Regions from separate parts of the Homo sapiens genome. Here regions 1, 2, 3, 4 and 6 are each linked to region 5. Evidence: chromatin contacts called from ENCODE Hi-C or POLR2A ChIA-PET data. All regions are on one chromosome and are shown on one strand. The core of a region is the stretch at or near the end of the contact, and the rest is flanking DNA. Distances in the headings are between cores, read along the strand shown. Region 1 holds the start of SLC25A17 (solute carrier family 25 member 17). Region 2 holds the start of CBX7 (chromobox 7). Region 3 holds the start of ST13 (ST13 Hsp70 interacting protein). Region 4 overlaps TAB1 (TGF-beta activated kinase 1 (MAP3K7) binding protein 1). Region 5 holds the start of TNRC6B-DT (TNRC6B divergent transcript). Region 6 holds the start of MRTFA (myocardin related transcription factor A).

What was found. A loop is a pair of places that touch in the nucleus more often than their neighbours do. ChIA-PET counts read pairs that join two places held with the same protein, here RNA polymerase II (POLR2A). Pooled maps may share reads with other maps.
Region 1: a pooled map shows a loop between it and region 5 (15-fold over the local background). The contact joins the promoter of SLC25A17 here to the promoter of TNRC6B-DT in region 5. A Hi-C loop is called at or near these places in 4 of 37 single-sample maps with no recorded cell type and 12 of 50 pooled maps.
Region 2: a loop to region 5 is called in a map of B cell, with 37 times the contacts of the local background. The contact joins the promoter of CBX7 here to the promoter of TNRC6B-DT in region 5. A Hi-C loop is called at or near these places in 10 of 168 maps with a recorded cell type or tissue (B cell, CD4-positive, alpha-beta T cell, CD8-positive, alpha-beta T cell and 5 more), 5 of 37 single-sample maps with no recorded cell type and 22 of 50 pooled maps. POLR2A ChIA-PET finds 5 or more read pairs at or near these places in 7 of 52 experiments (CD4-positive, alpha-beta T cell, CD4-positive, alpha-beta memory T cell, GM12878 and 4 more).
Region 3: a loop to region 5 is called in a map of naive thymus-derived CD4-positive, alpha-beta T cell, with 8 times the contacts of the local background. The contact joins the promoter of ST13 here to the promoter of TNRC6B-DT in region 5. A Hi-C loop is called at or near these places in 1 of 168 maps with a recorded cell type or tissue (naive thymus-derived CD4-positive, alpha-beta T cell), 1 of 37 single-sample maps with no recorded cell type and 11 of 50 pooled maps. POLR2A ChIA-PET finds 5 or more read pairs at or near these places in 9 of 52 experiments (AG04449, CD4-positive, alpha-beta T cell, CD4-positive, alpha-beta memory T cell and 6 more).
Region 4: a loop to region 5 is called in a pooled map, with 3 times the contacts of the local background. The contact joins the enhancer-like site here to the promoter of TNRC6B-DT in region 5. A Hi-C loop is called at or near these places in 1 of 168 maps with a recorded cell type or tissue (CD4-positive, alpha-beta T cell), 1 of 37 single-sample maps with no recorded cell type and 4 of 50 pooled maps. POLR2A ChIA-PET finds 5 or more read pairs at or near these places in 6 of 52 experiments (B cell, BJ, CD4-positive, alpha-beta T cell and 3 more).
Region 6: a loop to region 5 is called in a map of CD8-positive, alpha-beta T cell, with 20 times the contacts of the local background. The contact joins the promoter of MRTFA here to the promoter of TNRC6B-DT in region 5. A Hi-C loop is called at or near these places in 5 of 168 maps with a recorded cell type or tissue (CD4-positive, alpha-beta memory T cell, CD8-positive, alpha-beta T cell, cardiac septum and 2 more), 14 of 37 single-sample maps with no recorded cell type and 19 of 50 pooled maps. POLR2A ChIA-PET finds 5 or more read pairs at or near these places in 6 of 52 experiments (B cell, CD4-positive, alpha-beta T cell, GM12878 and 3 more).

What each region holds. Positions count from the first base shown.
Region 1 is chr22:40,817,728-40,820,713 of GRCh38, forward strand. It overlaps SLC25A17 (solute carrier family 25 member 17), which reads right to left and starts at 1,619. Exons shown (of 9, transcript NM_006358.4): 1 at 1,468-1,619. The coding sequence starts at 1,521.
Region 2 is chr22:39,150,910-39,153,943 of GRCh38, forward strand. It overlaps CBX7 (chromobox 7), which reads right to left and starts at 1,771. Exons shown (of 6, transcript NM_175709.5): 1 at 1,467-1,771. The coding sequence starts at 1,535. RefSeq lists an enhancer at 1,349-1,930 and silencers at 1,388-1,437, 1,508-2,077.
Region 3 is chr22:40,855,128-40,858,340 of GRCh38, forward strand. ST13 (ST13 Hsp70 interacting protein) reads right to left here and starts at 1,512. Exons shown (of 12, transcript NM_003932.5): 1 at 1,304-1,512. The coding sequence starts at 1,413. XPNPEP3 (X-prolyl aminopeptidase 3) reads left to right here and starts at 2,021. Exons shown (of 10, transcript NM_022098.4): 1 at 2,021-2,118. The coding sequence starts at 2,055. RefSeq lists enhancers at 1,240-2,009, 1,637-1,856, 1,867-2,326.
Region 4 is chr22:39,411,273-39,414,081 of GRCh38, forward strand. The region is part of intron 1 of TAB1 (TGF-beta activated kinase 1 (MAP3K7) binding protein 1); the gene reads left to right. Among named protein-coding and RNA genes, the nearest start is that of TAB1, 13 kb to the left of the region's middle. Within about 2 kb of position 1,444, at least 3 of the 41 ENCODE cell types and tissues checked have a DNase peak (open chromatin) inside an H3K27ac peak, as active enhancers do.
Region 5 is chr22:40,043,078-40,046,064 of GRCh38, forward strand. TNRC6B-DT (TNRC6B divergent transcript) reads right to left here and starts at 1,453. Exons shown (of 1, transcript NR_163486.1): 1 at 53-1,453. FAM83F (family with sequence similarity 83 member F) reads left to right here. Exons shown (of 5, transcript NM_138435.4): 5 at 1-457. It also overlaps a transcript of TNRC6B not described here. RefSeq lists enhancers at 448-1,095, 1,177-1,476, 1,787-1,906 and silencers at 2,207-2,426, 2,437-2,506.
Region 6 is chr22:40,635,139-40,638,162 of GRCh38, forward strand. MRTFA (myocardin related transcription factor A) reads right to left here and starts at 1,581. Exons shown (of 15, transcript NM_020831.6): 1 at 1,340-1,581. RefSeq lists a silencer at 1,036-1,345 and enhancers at 1,606-1,915, 2,655-3,024.

The DNA of each region.
Region 1 (2,986 bases), core at 369-2,868, 770 kb after region 5:
ACACAGCAGCCAGGGTGATCACGTTTAAAGGTAAATCAGCAAGTTCAACAGCTAGCCAGAGTGAAAGTCTCACACAATTTGGCCCCCTGAAACCTATTTGCCTCTTTGTTCCCTCCACTCCGGAAACACAGGCCTCCATGCCCATCTTAAAGCAAGTCACGCAAGCGTCCATCTCAGCCTTCATGCTGGCTGAAAGGCTCTTCTGGCTGAACTGAATGAACCAGGCTTCCTGAATTAGGCATTTTCATGAAATGCTGTGTCACTTAATTCTCTAAACTCTGTGAGGTAGGTATCACTTCCCCCACTTTACAGATTAAGAAAGTAAGGTTTACAGGGCATCTAGCTAACAAATGATGGAGTTAGGGTTAAATCCAGATTAGTCTACAGAGAAGGTGAGCTCTCAGTGAAGTTTCTGGAGGCTAAACAGAGGATTCAGTGATGTTCCTCTGAAGTCACAGTGATTTTAACAGCTAAAGGTGTGTGCTAACAACTGGTGAAGAATATGAGAAAAGGCAGTCAAAGAGATAAAAGAACCACAAGAGGAGTCACCCAAGCCAAAAGTGGAAAGTTTTAAGGAAAAGAGGGGAGAGGGGAAGTGTCAAGTGGAACCTAGACACCAGAAGCCCAAGAATCAAGCGTATACCTCATAACAAACCACACTTGTGGTAGACAGGAACCCAGATCTTGATTTAGAAAGAAAGAAAAAAAAGCCAGGCACAGTGGCTCATGCCAGCAGTTTAGGACGCCAAATCGAGAGGATCGTTTGAGGCCAGGAATTCGAGACCAGCCTGGGCAACACTGCCAGACCCCAAAAATTTTTTTTAAAAATGTAGCCGGGTGTGGTGGCTCACACCTGCAGTCCCAGCTACTCAGGAAGCTGAGGTGGGCGGATCGCTGGAGCCCGGGAGATCGAGGCTGCAGTGAGTCGTGATCGCGCCACTGCACTCCAGCTTGGGCAACAGAGCAAGACCCTGTCCGGAAAAAAAAAAAAAAAAAAAAGGATCTATCTTCTCCTGCCAATAACGGTGCCCAGAGCTATCCTACTAGGTATTGCCACTTGCCCGCGGCAAGCGTGAAGACAGGCTGTAGGGAAGCATGTGACTAAGCAACACGGCTTCACACCTACGTTCTCCTCCGGGCCAGTAAAGCAAAGTGTGTGAGTGTGCGGTGGTAGCCTGACCTTAAACTTCCCACGGCAAAGATGCGGACCCTGAGCGGGCACGTGTGAACACGGCTCTCTACCCCGCAGTCTCTAGGAGACCAGGAGGTGGCGGAGTCTCGGCCCTTACCCCGAATTCCTCCAACAACTTTCCGCCAATGGCCCATTCCTCTCTGCCCCACAGTCATGACAGTGGACCCCAACCCACACTACCTCCCTCTCAGACCCATCCCTCAGGCATATCCCGGGACTGGCCCCCGAGAAGCCTTATAACCCGTTGCGGCCCGGGCGTAAAGACCCCGTCTCACCACGGCTCCGGCCACGGCGTGGACCAGGCTTTCGTAGGACAGCACGGAAGCCATTGGTGCGGCTCCTCGAAGACCCAGCCACACTTTTCCCACAGATGCCGCAGCCAGTGGAGTTAGGAAAGGAGCACCGGAGCTCAGGGTGTGAGAGTCGCAATCCCCGCCCTCTCAAACCCGCCCGCCTGCCCTAGAACCACTTCCGGGTCGCGGGGCGGGAAAGCGGGGGGGGGGGGGCGGCTAAGAACGCCCCTGAACGCTGATTGGCCCCTGTGGGCGCGGGGCGGGACAGCGAGGTGTTCGCGGGGCTGGGCTCCAAGGCGCAAGGCGGCCTGACACCAGGTACCCGGCTCCCGGTTCCTCCGACGTTCTCTGGCGTTCCCGGGCCCTGACCAGTTCCTCCATCTCAGAAGTCTTAATGGCCTTCTTTTACTCTGGTGACAAAGATGGGGAAACTCAATGAGACTCCAGTCTCCCTGTTTCTCTGCGCCTGAGCTCTTTTCTATTCTGAAAGTCACATTTTGGCCAAGAGGAAAAAAACTCACTTGTGGACTTGGAAACTTCTTCCTCCAGAAAAACCCTTGAGTGTGGTGGGAAGAGATGTTGAGCATCAGGAGCCCAAAATACAAGACGCGAGTGGGAGCCTCCCCCTAGTTGGCAACTATGGAAGTCATTTAACCTCTTGGGTTTCCTCTGTGAAATGACAATGTACTAGTACCAACAATCCCCATCTGCTGTGAGGATTACGAAAGCCAATTTATGTAGTAGTACTTCATAAAATACTGAAGGAAAAAAATTTTTTTCCATGTTGCAAAGTGACTAACAAAATTACACAAAACTAAAGCAGCCACATTCAGCTTTAACCTGTCATACTGTGAGATTCTGCTTCAGGATGCTCCTCAGGGACTCAGGGATTCTTTCCTGAGACACCATCACCACTTGTCTTTACCATGTTTCCTTTTAGAATATCCTCGTGATAACTCCTCAGTGCTGACTACATGCCAGGCTTAGTGTTTTATGCCCATCATCACACTTAATCCCTGGGAGAGGGGTCTAACAAAGTTTAACCTGGCCGTTTTCACAAAATTTGCAGAAGATACTGCTTCCAGGAACATTCCCATCACGCCATAGAATCATGACGTGAAAGTGAAGGACCAAAAGTGAAGCGAAGATGATTTTGGGCTGGGCGCAGCGGCTCAGGCCTGTAATCCTAGCACTTTGGGAGGCCGTAGCGGGCAGATCACTTGAGGTCAGAAGTTTGAGACAAGCCTGGCCCATATGGCAAAACCCTGTCTCTATTAAAAATAGAAAAAATTAGCCGGACATGGTGGCACGCGCCTTGTAGAAATTACAATGTTGAAACTGCAGCTACTAGGGAGGCTGAGGCAGGAGAATCGCTTGAACCCAGGAAGCAAAGGTTGCAGTGAGCCAAGATTGCACCACTGCACTCTAGCCTGGGACAGAGTGAGACTCCTAAAAAAAAAAAAAAAAAGATTATTTTGGCATGGGAACATAGAAACTAGTT
Region 2 (3,034 bases), core at 521-3,020, 890 kb before region 5:
CAGTTCTATTTCTGCAGAGCACACAGCTCCATCTGAAGGCATCTGTCTGTATCTCCTCATTCACTGTGTGCCGCCTCTGCAGAATGCCAGCTCCCTGAGGGAAGGGGTGGATCCCTGGGGCTTAGACTGGTGCCTGGTACCTGACCAACCCTCAATAAATATTTTGAGTGACTGGCCGAAGGAATGATGATCTCGCCCTCTTGTGCTACCCTGCGGGCTCCATCGTAGAGGGAGTTAGTGCTGTGCCTGCTTCAGGCTACACAGCACGAAAAGCACTGAGCTTTGTGGAATAAATCAATTCTCTTTTAAGTGGAGAAAACCCTAGGAAAAAGGAGAAGGAGGAGGAACAGCTGCCTCAATCAGAAGAGTAAAACCCCAAGCACAGCTGGAGGAAGAAAAGATGCTCCTGACCACCTTGACCTTCACCCTTGGCCCGAGATGCCAGGACTGAGTTTTCTCTATGGAGAAAGAAGATGGGCTGCCAATCAGCCCAGTTGAGCTCCTGCTCTACCTCCCTATCTAACTTGCTCGGTGACCTTGAGCAGGTCACTTCCTCTGCCTGGGCCTCAGTTTTTGTCTCTGTTAAATGGGAGGAGGTGACCCCCTAAGGCCCCTCCCAGTCGGCCTGGAGCCTCCCAAAGGGCTGCAGGGAGGAGGAGACAAAGGAAGGACAGTAGTGCGTACCAGGAAAGGAACTTCTCCCCAAGGATTTCCCCAGCCTTAGGCGAGCCCCCTCGCCAAACAAGTGCACGGGAGGTGTAGACGCCAGGCCCGGACAAAGTCTAGCCCCAAAGTGTGGGGTTCTGAAACCAGCAGAACAGACACCTCCTTAAATTGCAGGGTGTATGTTTTGAAGAAGGCAGATGGGGTAGGAGACTAGGGGATGCCCCAGCGCAGGGGGCGGGCTTCAGAGCCCTGGCCTGGGCTAGGAGTTGAGGTGGGGGTGGGGGCGGGGAATAGGGATGTGCTCGGGTGGCGTAGAGGGGGCAGGATCGGAAAAGGCCAAAGTCCAGCAGGAAAAACTTCAGAGGCCGGAGGAGACTTTTCCAAAGCTCCACTTACAACTTGAAAGGATTTGGTGCCAAGCGTCCAGAGTCCCGAGTTCAAAACCCAGCTCTGACCATAACGCGCTAGGCAAGTCCTTTCAACTTGGGCCTCAGTCTCCCCATATTTACAATAAAAGGGGAGCGAGGTGGGATGGCGCTGAGGATCCCTACGTCCGATCCTAATCTCCAGCTCAGGCAGGCTCGGCCGCCACTAGCATCCTGGAGCGACAACTTTTGTTCTACTCGCCCTACACGGTGGCAGGGAAACTGAGGCACGGGCTGGGGAGACGGGCCCAGCAGCGCAGGGCTGCCGGGGCCCCCGCGCCCCGCTTTCCCCTTCAGCCCCAGCGTGGAGGGAGCGGTGCTGGGGACGGGAGGGACCCCACTGGGGTCCTGGGAGCCGCCCCCGGGCAGCCTCACCTTCCGCACGCGCTTCTTCCGGATGCTCTCCACGGCGAACACCTGCTCGCCGATGGCTGACAGCTCCATGCGGGGCGGCGGGCGAGCGGGCCCGGGGCCGGGCCGGGCCGGGGGCGGAGCTGCGGGGCCGCGGCTGCGGCGCGCGATGCTGGGGCTGGCGGGGTCCCCGTCACCCTCGTCCGGGCGCGCACGCGCACGCGCACGCGCGCACACCCCCTCGCGCTCCCTCACGCCGCCGACGTTCCATTTTTGAACCTGCGCAACGTTTTCCTCGGCGCCAGCGAGCGAGCGCGCGCAAGGAGGGGGCGGGGCGGGAGCGCGCGGAACGGCCGCGGGCTCGGCTCGCGCCCTGAGGGTCAGCTCCGCCCCCGAGCCCCGCCCCCATCGGAACCCCGCCCCCGGGGCCCGCCCCCGCGGGTTGCGATTGGGCCGCGGGCCGCGAGCCGCGAGCGCTGCCGTGGGACTTATTTGGCTCGGTCACCGGCTGGGGCGGGGCGGAGGCTCGCGCGCCCCGTCTTGCTGTGACGCCGGGGCGGGACGTGATCCTTAATACCCAGGCGGGCGCCTCATAGCCTCCCGGTGACTGCCAGGGGCCGAAGTGGCAGGGCCCAGTGGAGCCGACGACAAAGTCAAGGCTCAGAGCGGGGAGGCCATTTGCTCACCTCCCGCAGCGGAGGAGACTGGGCCCGAGGCGCAGCCCCTCGAGTTGCAGGAGAGCCGGGACCCAAAAGGCTTCCCACCGTGTCCGGACGTCGCAGGGCCGAGGTCTCCCTAATCCGGCCTTCTCCGCGGCGCAGTTTGGCCAGTGTCTCCACGTCCGTCCACCCACCCCTCCATCCGCCCTTCCATTTGTCCATCCACCCGACCCTCGGTGGTCGGTGCCCAGACGCACGGGTCAGACGCGGGCGCTGCCTCGAGGGCTCCCGGGCCGGGCCCTCGTTCGCGGCAGGAGCGGCCGCGGTGGAGCTGAGGTCCCCCGGGGACGGATTTTGCCGCCGCGCTGCCCCAGCCTTCCCCAAACCCGCGTGTACTGGGCGCTAGGTGCTTAGTGGGGGCTCAACCATTTGTGGCACGAGACGAACTCTTGATTCCCCACCCCCCTTCCTTTTTCGCTAACGCGCCTCCATTCCTCACTGGGAGCCCGGCGTCGTCCCTGCTCCTTCCTGTACTGACCCCAACTTCTGTCGCTCCGGCATCCCCTCGGGGACTCGGGTCTGCCTGCCCTCACCGCACCCACCTCCCAGGTTCGCCCCGTCTTTTCTCTGGACCACAGCAGAGACCTCGCGGAGCTGCCCTCCCTCCGATCTCAGCCACACAGTGCCAGAGTGTGCTTCTAAAATGCAGATCTGACGGGGTCACCCTGTGCTTAAAAATTTTCCTCCCTATTTCCCTCACAATAAAATCCAACACCTCTTTCTGGCACATAGAAAAAGAGAATAATAGATTCACACCTGACTTTTCATCAAGAGCAACAAAGCCAGAGAGAAAATAACCATCATCTTAGAATTATATATTCAGTGAAAATGTATTTCAAGAATTATGTACCCAGTATGAGGCACATGTATCCA
Region 3 (3,213 bases), core at 262-2,761, 810 kb after region 5:
GAGCTATTTGGTAATCATGAGCTCATCTTCCCACACAAAAATATCACGCTGGGTGAAGTGGCTCACGCCTGTAATACCACCACTTTGGGAGGCGGGGGAGTCCCTTGAGGCCAGGAGTTCAAGACAAGCCTGGGCAACTTAATGGGACCCCCATCTCTACAAAAAAATTAAATTAGCCAAGTATGGTGGCTCGATCCCGCACTGCTAGCCACCTGGGAGACTGATGCAGGAGGATCGCTTGTGCCCAGGAATTGGAGGCTGCAGTGATCCCGCCACTGTATGCGGCCTGGACAATACAGCCAAACCCTGTCTCTAAAAGACAAAAGTCACTAAACACATAACGTTCACAGCAGCACCTCTTAGGAGTCGCAATGGTCTGCATAGTTGCTATTTATCCCTGTTTAGTGCAATTTGTATGTCATCTTTTCAGTTCCCCATTAGTAATAATTTTTTAAAAAGTCATCTTAGGGAAGACTTCCCTGTCACTTTTTCTCTTCGGTGCTCCTTCAACACATAAAATGCTAATTACTATTATATAGTAAATATCAAAACGAACTTTTCTATTTATTCGTCTAAATAGACAGTACTTATACTGTTTCCTAGCACCAGGCACAATGCCTTGTCAATTAACTCCTTGCACGTAGCGAAGTACTCTACAGTTAAAGACAACAAGATTATATCCTGGAAACATGCCAGGCCTTAAGAAATTATTTTTCTCAGACGTGTTTGGAGTGATAACACTGCCAAGTAACGGAGGTATAATAAGTGATTCTCAAGATAATTAATCCTACGCAGCTACAAACGCTGTAAGGTAAAAACAATCATTTTTACAGTTATCATTTTTATTCTTACTAGTTTTGTAACTTTTAACTTACTAGTGTTATATTATTATAACACGACGTAAAGGAATAGTGCGTAAAGGAACTGCTATGTACCAATGAGACCTGAGCAGGGCACACAAGACTGAAAGAAAAACAACCCCACGCAAAATCTAAGTCTTGCAGTTTTCACTCCTCGCGTCTCCAGTGTCCACGCATCCGCAGTCCTGTTTTTGTATTTCGCCCAAGATACACCCCTGGGCAACCTCAGGGTGCGAGGAACCCAGCTCTGCCTCCTGCTCCCCGCGGCTCCTGTACTACCCAAGGCTCGCGATCTTCCATGACCCCTCGAAGTTGCCTCCCTTTCCCGGGCAAAGAAGGGGCAGCGACCCCGCCTCGCCCGCCGGACCGAGCCAGGTCCAGCCTGGCTCCCCCCTGGGGCCGTGCTTCCCCCGCCCCCAACGGTCCTCAGGCCTGGGTCTCACCTCTCCACCCACTCCCTCAGGAAGCGCATTTCCTCGGTGTGCAGAACGCTCGGATCCTGCTTACACATTTTCACAAAGGCCCGAAGCTCGTTCACTTTGCGGGGGTCCATGGTAGGGAGGTGGTGGGCGAAACTGGGGGGGCTACGGCCCGGTTCCAGGCCCAGGCGCTGGCTCGGCGTGACCGCGCAGAAGGGGGCGGCTGCCGCAAGACAGAACAGACTAGAACCTCCCCGGCCGCTGGCTCCTCCCACCCAACGGTCTCGTGACCTCGGGTCCTCCGCCTGCTCATTCCTACTCCCTCTGCGCTGCTCCTGCGCGCTCCCTAGAATCTTCTAGAAGCGTGGCTGTTCGTGCTGTTGCCTGCCTCCCTGCGCATACATTCTCATATTCTTAACTAGGAACCAGCTCCCTGGATGGGGCAACCCCAGAAATGGGCGACTTCAAGGAGGCGGGAGATAACATCCCCTCCAGGGGGCGACGTCCAAGAGCATATTGTGTGGCTGCGTGCACTGAGTAGAGCTCAACGCCCGGGACCTAAAAAAAAAAAAAAAAAAGGGCGTGGAGCCGGAGGGTCGGTCCCAGCTCGGGGCATGACGTCACAACCTGCGCCGCCGCGCAAGGAAGGCCCGCGAGCCGCCTCCGCCGGAAGGGGAGGTGCGGCTGGCCCGGTTTCCTGGCGACGCGGCCCTGCAGGCGGTTGCGTTCCCCGTCGTTACCCTCTTTCTCTTCCCGACGCGTGAGTTAGGCCGTAATGCCTTGGCTGCTCTCAGCCCCCAAGCTGGTTCCCGCTGTAGCAAACGTCCGCGGCCTCTCAGGTTAGACTCTTCTCCCACGGTCTCCTCCCATGGTGTCCCCTGGAGGGACCCAAGTTGGTCTCAGGCGATCCCTGGTTCGGCTGACCCTTCTCCTGGTGGGGCCTCCGCTCCCCAACCCTCTGTGCTCCGCGGATTTCTTCTATACCGGCTGCTCCTGGAAAGGGGTGGGCCCAGTGTGTTCTCTACCGTTGAGGTATTTTGTGAAGCCGAAATGACTGCAGAGAGAAAAGTGTGCCATCCCCCAGAGGGGCTGTCTTCCAAGTTACTCGGACTCCGAAGTTGTGGCAATTATCACACTTAAGTGACAAAGTGTCTCACATCAAGTAGCTCTTGTTTCTGTTAGGCGTGAGAGCTTGCTCCAGAATATACACGAAGCATGTTTAGTAACAAATTCTTTCAGCAGCTCCTCTTAGGAGAGGTAACTGTTTCGAAATACTTCTGGGGCGTTCTGTGTCTGAAAGTCCTGTTTGCAAAGACAAGACGAAGGATAAGGAGAATAATTTTTTGTAGGGTGTCCTCTATTGCGAGCAATTAATCTGATGAACATAAAGCTTAATCAGTGAAAACTGAATCACCTTCCTTGCAGGCGGATCTGCCATTGGATCGTATTTCAGTTTTTTGGGTCAATATATGAACAATGTGTGAACCAGAACGTATGGTATTTGACATCAAAGCTATGTCTTGGCATATGTTTATGTTGATATACTTGAATTCATTTAAAATGGAATGTTAATTACATCGACTTCTTACTATAAAAAATAAAAAGTTATTGTCCAGTGCACAGAACTTGTTCTTCAGTTCTCATAGTAAAGCTGCAGAAAGACAACTCTCCGTGGGATTAGGTGAAAAGAAAGATGTGCAATTTTTCAGTCTTTTTTTGAGACAGGCTCTCATTCTGTTGCTCAGACTGGAGTGCAGTGGCAATCTCTGCTCATTTGCAACCTCTGCCTCCTGAGTTCAAGCAATTCTCGTGCCTCAGCCTCCCGAGGTAGCTGGGATTATAGGCGTGTGCCACCACGCCTGGCTAATTTTTGTAATTGTAGTAGAAACCAGGTTTTGCCACGTTGGCCAAGCTGATCTCGAACTCCTGGCCTC
Region 4 (2,809 bases), core at 194-2,693, 630 kb before region 5:
AGCATGAACCATGAAAGAGAAAAAATGGATTAAATGGACTTCATCTAAACTAAAACCTTTGCTCTGCAAAAGACACTACTGAGTGAAATGCTAAGTTACAAATAAAAAGAACTCTCAGAACACAATAGTTAAGAAAATAACCTAATTTAAAAATAGGCAAAAAACTTGCACTTCACCAAAGAGGATGAGTTGGTGCCAAATAAACACGTGAAAGATACTCAGTGTCGTTAGCCGTTAGGAAGTGCAGATTAAAGTCACGATGAGCTACCACTACCCACCTCTTAGAATATCTAAATTCAGAAAAAGACAATACCACATGGTGGCAAGGACGTGGAGCAGCCGGAACTCAACATTGGAAATGCAAATGGTTCAGCTGCTCTGGAAAACAGTTTGGCAGGTTCTTATAAAGTTAAACATATACTTACCATATGAGCCAGCCCTGTCACTCCTAGGTATTTACCCTGGATAAATGAAAAGTTACATTCATACAAAAACCTGTACATGAATGTTTATAGCATATTTCTTCATAGTTATAAGAAACGAAACAGCCCAAATGTCCTTCAGTGGATGAATGGATAAACAAACTTTACTACATCCGAACAATGGTATATTACTCTATGAAAGAGAGAGAGAGACTGTTGATGCACACAGGCTAACAACTTGGATGAGTCTTAGAGACATAATGTTGAGTGAAAGAAGCCAGTCTCAGGAGGTCATGTTTACTGCATCATTTCATTTATGTGACATTGTGTGACATTGTTTTGTTTTGTTTTGTTTTGTTTGGAGACAGAGTCTCACTCCGTCGCCCAGGCTGGAGTGCAGTGGTGTGCAATCTCGGCTCATGGCAACCTCTGCCTCTCAGGTTCAGGTGATTCTCGTGCCTCAGCCTCTTGAGTAGCTGGAATTACAGGTGTGCGCCACCACGCCCGGCTGATTTTTGTATTTTCAGTAGAGACAGGGTTTCGCCACATTGGCCAGGCTGGTCTCAAATTCCTGGCCTCAAGTGATGAGCCCCTCTTGGCCTCCTAAAGTGCTGGGATTACAGGCGTGAGCCACTGCACCTGGCGTTTAATATGACATTCTTAAAAAGACAAAGCCATAGCAGTGGAAAATAGGTTGCCAGGGATTAGGGGAGGGAGTGCGTTGGGAGTGGAGCTGCCCTGTATCCTGAGAGTGGTGGTAGTTACACACATCTCTACATGTGTCAACATTCACAGATGTGCGTGCCCCAGAAGCCAGTTTTACTCCATGTTAATGTAAAAATAAAACAAACTCCCACACCCTGCAGAAGTTGCTCCAGGGTGCAAAATGTAGAGCTGAAGCACCAAAATAGATAAAAGCAGAATAAAACCAATTATATGAAAAAAAGTGAAGTCACTCCTGTCAGTATATAACTAAACAGAAGCTACAATTTGCCACAAAAGCTAACCACAGGCTTTTTATATATATGATTGCAAAAGCCTGTTGAAGTGGTTTCCACATCCTTTCTGGAAGACTTAACAATAACTTTTAAGAAGTTGCACACAGTATCTGTGTGTGTTTTATTTCTTTTACAGATGATTCACTGTTGGCATATAGAAATGCTACTGATTTTTGTATGTTGATTCCATATCCTGCAACTTTTTTTTTTTTTTTTTTTTTTGAGATGGAGTCTTTTTTTGAGATGGAGTCTCGCTCTGTCACCCAGGCTGGAGTGCAGTTGCACGATCTCGGCTCACTGCAAGCTCCGCCTCCCGGGTTCATGCCATTCTCCTGCCTCAGCCTCCAGAGTAGCTGGGACTACAGGCGCCCGCCACCACACCCGGCTAGTTTTTTGTATTTTTAGTAGAGATAGGGTTTCACCATGTTAGCCAGGATGGTCTCGATCTTCTGACCTCATGATCCACCTGCCTCAGCCTCCCAAAGTGCTGGGATTACAGGCTTGAGCCACCGCGCCCGGCCCATATCCTGCCACTTTACTGAATTTGTTTAATCAGTTCTAATAGTTTTTTGGTGGAATCTAGGTTTTTCCAAATATAAGATTATATCGTCTGCAAACAAGGATCATTTAACATCTTCCTTGCCAGTTTGGATGCCCTCTATTTCTTTCTCTTATCTGGTTGCTCTAGCTTGTGTTTGTTTAATATTTCAATAAAGCTTTCAATACAATTTTTTTTTTTTTGAGACAGAATCTCACTCTTGTCGCCCAGGCTAGAGTGCAGTGGCATGATCTCAGCTCGCTGCAACCTCCGACTCCTGGGTTTAAGCGATTCTCCTGCCTCAGCCTCCCCAGTAGCTGGGATTACAGGCATGCACCACCATGCCTGGCTAATTTTTTTGTGTTTTTAACAGAGACAGAGATGGGGTTTCACCAGGTTGGCTAGGCCGGTCTCAAATTTCTGACATCAAATGGTCCACCCACCTCAGCTTCCCAAAGTGCTGGGATTACGGGCGTGAGCCACTGCACCCAGCCAATACAAATTTTATTTTCCTTGAAATTGAACTGTGGTTCTCCCAGTTATTCCAGTTTGCTGTAGTTCTGCATGGTGGTTCTGGGAGTGCCGTTGTGAACAAAGCGCAGTTTTCAGGTGGGAGGCCAGATTTGGGGCAAGCTTTCAGGGAGAGGCAGGGAATTGCACCTGGGCCTTGCATCAAAGTTGTTCCTGGGGCTTAAAAAGTACAGATGCTCAGGATGTACCCTAGGGAGATCTGGGAAATTCAGAAATTGTGTTTAGGCCGGGGATGGGGCCAGGGCCTGGACCGCTGTGTGAGCGTGTTTAAAGCTCTGCAGTGATTATGCTGAACAGCCTGGTTTGAGATCCTATGGGGT
Region 5 (2,987 bases), core at 203-2,702:
TGAAATACCTTGGCTTCATTTGCTGAAAGGCTCTAAGTGTTGAGCATTGTTACTATGTTACAATGGTTGTTTTATTATTAAAGCAGTGCCAAGGAGGTTACACAACAGCTTGGATCAGGAAGTGAAACAAGGGCGGTGATCCCACTGAAGCTACAGGGGATGGGGATTTGGGACGGTAAAATGTTAATTACCCAAGATGGAATGTGGGCTAGAGTCCAGCGTTGTGCTCCTGGAGATCATTTCGGTCGCAAAAGCTCACTGGCAATGGGTCCTAAGCGTCCTGCCCTCCTCTGGCTGAAATGTTGGATTCACTTCGATGAATGCTGCTATAGGGAAAGAACCCAGTGGCCACCAGCCAGGAGCACACGTCTTGCTCAGCATCAACTATCCTGGAAGATTTCCAGGAGCTGAAGGGCTGTTCTCTTTGCATGCAATAAATTATTCATTTCTAAGACGATTTATTCTGTCTCTCTCTTTAGACTTGATTTCTCCTAGTTTTCCAGCTCTTGAGGACTCTCTCCAAAGAATGAGTTGTAGATGGTTGGTCAGGGGTTGCGAGTGGTGCCTAGGCTTCGCATAAAAGGAGGCAGAAATGTCTACCTTAAAGGGGAGAGGAATGGGTCCTGGGGAGGAAGATGTGGTGGAGGCAATGACAACCTTTCCATAGTAAGTCCCCAACAAAGTCACTTCTAGAAACTGACTGAAGACTTTGAGTTCCAAATGAAACGTTTTTAAGATGCTAGGTTGGCTGACAAGTACATCGTCTAAGGTGGAGGCACTAAAGCATAATAAAAAGAGTGAAGTCTCTGCAGTTTGACCCAGGACCAGATGCCAGGCCCACCAACGACTCTGTATCTGGATGACCTTGGGCAAGTTTTCTAAGCTCTCGCCAGCCTTAATTTCCCATCTATAAAAACTGGATACTGCATTACTCCCAGGTTTAACCAGATAATGTTTGTGAAGAAAGCAGCCCAATACTTGGCACAAAATAGGCAAGGGAGTCACTATTATCGTCAACTACTGGCCAAACAACCAGAGTTGACCCCAAATCCCCAGTAAACAATTAACCGTAGCAGAGCGAATCCGGATCTGACGCACCTATTTGCCCAATAAGGTGCCAGGAAATAACACAGTGGAGTCAAACCAATGGTATTAGCCCTTGTTGATGGACGGGCTTTCTTGCTGTTCCACCAATAGCTTGAAGATTTGACTGGGGAGTGACATCCTGACAGTCCAATGACGCACAACCAGCCCACACTCAGCACTTCGGAGGGGATAAATCAAGGAGCCGGCACGTATGGATTCCGTTATAGGGCAGTACTGGTTGGAGAGAGGAGCTTAGGGAAACAGCGCCGAGGCAAGGCACTAATGAGCTAAAAATAAAGAAAAAAGACGATGGTTGCGCCAAGCGACCTCGGCCGCCATCATGCTCTAATTTCCCCTGAGTCTCTCTGGGTCCTCGACCGAGGAAGCGGCCTCTGGGATGCTGAGGGGGTGTGTCCCCACATGATTGGCTCAGGCAGCTCAGCCAATCCTAGCTCGTTAAACGGGAAGCACTTAACCAATGAGGGGCGAAGGCAGCAACGAGGAATTGGAGGGGCGGAACGACAGCTTGACGGGCACAAAAGCCAGCCAGTGAGAGCCGGAAGCATCCTCCCTGCGGCCAATGGAGTGGGGCTCTGGGCGGGCCCCCGAGTGTTTGTGTTGTGGTTTTGGGGGAGGGATGCGGAGGGGAAAGTTTGTTTATTTTGTTTTTAGTTTTTGGGGTCCCCGTGCTGCTGCAAGGCGAAACGGGAGGGAGTGACCCCTGCGCCCCTCAGTCCCCCCTACGACGTCGCCTCCATAGTCTGCGGAGAAGCGGAGACTGCGCGCCTCGCCTCACAGCGAAACGCCGCGCACTCGGAGCCGGCACGGCTCGGCGGTGAGTGAGGTGCGGCGGCCGCGCCGTCCTTCCCCTCCCCCGCGCCCCGCCGGGACGGAGCGGGGCGGCCGGGGGTCGGCGAGGGCGCCCCCGGGGGCGCGCGGCGCGGCCCGGGGCGGTGAGCGGAGGCGCGGCGTGTGCGTGTCCTCGCGAGGGAGCGCGCGTGGGGCGGGGAGCGGGCCGGGGAGGGGGCGTGAGCGCGCGCGGGGCTGGTGCGGCCGGCGGCGCTGAGCGCGCGCTCCGCGGGAGCGGGCGCCGCCGAGATTTGAGTCGAGGGGCGGGGAGGGACTCGGGGCGACGTCCGGCGCGCGGGCCGGGGCGCCCCGAACGGCCGGGCAGGCACTGGCGGGCGCGCGCGCGGCTCCGGGCGTCACGCGCCAGCAGGTGTGAGCTGGGGGAGGGCTTCCGGGTGGGCTGGCCCGGCCGTCGAGTTCGCTTCCCGTCTCCGGGGGGCCTCGGCGCGGGGACACCTTCCCGGCCCGCGGAGGCGCGTCCGCCCCTGGCTGGCGGTGGCAGAGGGAGGCGTCAGGCCTCGGATCCTCGGGTCCCTGCGCAGCGTCCCGGCCTGTGTGCAGGACCTGCGTGACAAGGTGAATGCGTTCCACACCCCTCGCCAGGGCCCTGCGTGTGCGGCCACTTGGGGAGGCGGCTCAGACTCTGGACAAGGAAACGAGGGGCACGGAGAGTGTTTTTACACCTTCCCGTGGTCCGGTGCCCTTCAGTTCCAGACTACCGGTTTATTCGGCTGTAGAGGCTGGACATCCGATCCAGCGAGACACGCTGTAGTGGTTAAAGACGTCCAGTAACGGTCACCTCTAGTCAAGCGCCTTAAGGACCAGCTTATTCTGAATTCTTTGGAATTCAGGTTACCAGCCTGGGACTTTAAGTTCGTGCTTTCTCATGTGTTTTGGCTGTTTTATTACTTTTTAGCATCAGTGCTAGAGATTGAACGAGAGGATGGTGAATTTCAAGTTGGTCATTTGTATTATAATTTAAGCAAAATTATACAAAATTGGTCAAAGATATTTCTTCATAGTGAATAAAACAAGCCAAGAATCAGTGAATG
Region 6 (3,024 bases), core at 331-2,830, 590 kb after region 5:
TGCAAACGACATTAAGCAAAACTTAGTTTAATAACTTCCAGCCAAAGGTTCCCCACCCTGCAGTCATAGGGCTGTGGGCCAGCTGGCTGTACCACCTCACCCCCGGGAGATGACTGCTTTTCAACAGTAAAACTGCGTAAGTGACATTTGGAGTTTTGGGGGTCTTCTGAAGTAAAACATGTAGGTCTAACTTCTTACTGACAATAAGTCTTAACGTTACAGGCTTCGGCTTGATGTAGAAAGGACCCTGAAAAGATCTCAAAAACTTGCAACTCGGGGACATTCCAGACGTCTTATGAGTTTAAAACTATGTAAAAACATACGAAGCATGGGGTAATTCCATTATTATATTTAAGTGATGTATTCCACATTCCTGTATATACACACACTTCATGCCAAACAGAGGCTGGCAAGCAAGTTAACCATTCAACTGCCCTTTCGTTATGCTGCATAACAGGGAGACAACAGAGAGAAATCTTGACAATGCCAAGCTGGGCTAGTGCTTAAAGGCACACAGGCAAACCAGGCATTCTCAACATCCCAAAAGCAAACATTTCTTGGGCCCTTACTATGGGCCAAGCACTGTGTCAAACGCTTCACGTGAATTATTTCATTCGACACTTACAACAAACAACCGTATGCGATTGGTGCTATTATCCTCATTTTTCAGACGAGGAAACCAAGGCACAAGATTACACAGCTAGCAAGTGGCAGGTTTGGGAGTCGACTCAAAAGGTCCAGCCCTAGGCACTATGGAGTATCAAAGGTACCCGAAGCGGGGAGGGTGGACTGCATCAGCGTCCTGACAGACGCTTTCTTAGGAGGTAAAGTTCTTGGCCATCAAGTTTCAGATTTGCAGAGCCCTGTACACCTGGCAGCATTCAGGTTTGCTATACTGGCACCAACAAGTCCAGCTGAGCCTCCTTGCCTGGGAATCCCAAGGACTGCACTTGGATCCTGAAGGTCTGCACAAGACCCCAGAGAAAGCGGCCGACACCCCGTCCCTGCAATCAAAACACATCCCGGGAGAAGCGAGGGCGAGGACCTCCGTGCCTCCCCGCCCCGCGCAGCACAGCCCTGCCAGGCAGTGCACAGGTGCACGACCGCGCCCGCCCGCCCGGCCCGGCCCGGGTCCCAGCCCCGGCACAGTGACCGCCGCTCTGCGACTCCGGCCCCGAGGGCAGGGGCAGAAGGCCGGCAAGAAGAGGGCAGGGGACGCGAGGGCCGCCTCGCCCGACCCCCCGAGGACGCGCGCAGCAGGGTCGGGGGGGAAAAAGGATGCTCCAGGCGGGGCGAGGCCGCGGTGGGGGAGGGGTCCCCAACCCGGACTCTCACTCACCGCCTCGCGCGGCTCCCGGCCGGGTTCCGCGGCTCGCCCCACTCCGGCTCTAGCCGCCCGCGTCTCCTCTCGAGGCTCACTGTCCAGCCCGGGCGCACGGAGCTGAGAAGTCGCCGCCAGCGGAGGGCGTGTGGCCAGCGGCAACCAAGAGGGTGGGAAAGATGGGACCGTCGCTCTCGCCGCCGCGGCCACCACAGACACTGCCGCCGCCGGCTCCTCTCAGCCACGGAAGCTGCGGGCCCGCCCACCACGCCCGCCTCCCGTCCTGAAGACTGTCCGCTGGAGAAGTGACGGCGGCGCTAGCCAATCAGAGGCCTGATCGGGGTCGTGATCGGCGGACTAAAGGGCGGGCGGAGAAGGAAGCGGCATGAAGAAGGCGAAAACGGCGGCCTGACTTCCTGTGACTGACGGCACGGCGCAGCCAATGGGCAACGGGGAGATGACCTCATCTCTGAGGAAAGTCTGGAACTGGCTGAGCTGCGGCGAGGGGGTTGGCGACGAGCCGGGGGCGGAGCTCTGGGCCTTAAAGAGGCCGCAGCCCTGTGGTCACCCTGTGAAGGGAAGGGCGGTGGACCCTGCCGGATCTTGCGAAGTTGCCAAGGGGTCAATGCCCAGGCGCGAGTAATTACTGCATTAATCCCAGACCCCATCCCGATTCTTGTCGGGGACTGAAGGGTCTCCGCCTGGGGCTCCGAAGTCGATCATTTCACATTCACGCTTCCCAAAACGAGACACAATAAATTCCGCTCTGGCCTGGAGCCTTGAATTCCCGTTACGGTCCCGCCCCGCCGAGGCCCGTCGCCTTGTTTCTCTGAGTCAGTTTCCCCAACGGTGAAAGGGAGGACGCTGACACCTGCCTGCCCCTCCCTATCTGCCGAGGCCGTGGAGATCAGCAGCAGCGAAAGCGCTCTGGGCTTAGAAGAGGAAAAGGGCTGCGTGAGCCCAAGAGCTTGCATCGGAAGGCTCCAGGAAGAGCATCTGCAAAAAAGAGGATTCCACGGGATGACCCCCGACAACTCTTGGAATTCTAAAATCCTATACCCTTGCCCGCACCCATTCGTGTAGTGAAGGGGCGCGCGTTAGGCGCAGAGGCCACACGCTCCGCAAGTGAACCCGGGCACCTCTCTGAACCTATTCCGGGCTGAGGGCGGGGAGCGGGTGGCTGCCCGATTTAAAAACATGTATATGTATGTGTATGTGTATGTGTATGTGTATGTGTATGTGTATGTGTATATGTATATGTATATGTATATGTATATGTATATGTATATGTATTATGAGTGAAGTCCATGACTGCAACAGGGAGAAAGGAGAAAGGCGAAAGGGGAGAGAGCAACAAGGTAAGCCAGGCCCACTGTGATGACAGCTGCGGTCATGCAGGCCCTTCGTATCCGCCTTCCTCCCCAGCAATGGGAGAGAGCCCAGAAAAGGAGAAATAACCCCAACTCGATGGGGTGGAAAAGGGGGAAGCGCTTTCCGGAAGGCTTCCGGGATGGGGTCACCAGAGTCAGAGGAAGGAGTAACAGTAGATAGAAGAAGAAGTGGTCAGGGGCGTTCTTCTAGGTTTGGGGCGGACCCGCGTGAAGATGCAAAGACTGAAAAGGGGCGGCTCACTTTACATTCCAAGGTAAATTCTCACTATGACCCCCTTTTCCCCATCAAAGGCTTCTGGGACTGCCCATGGG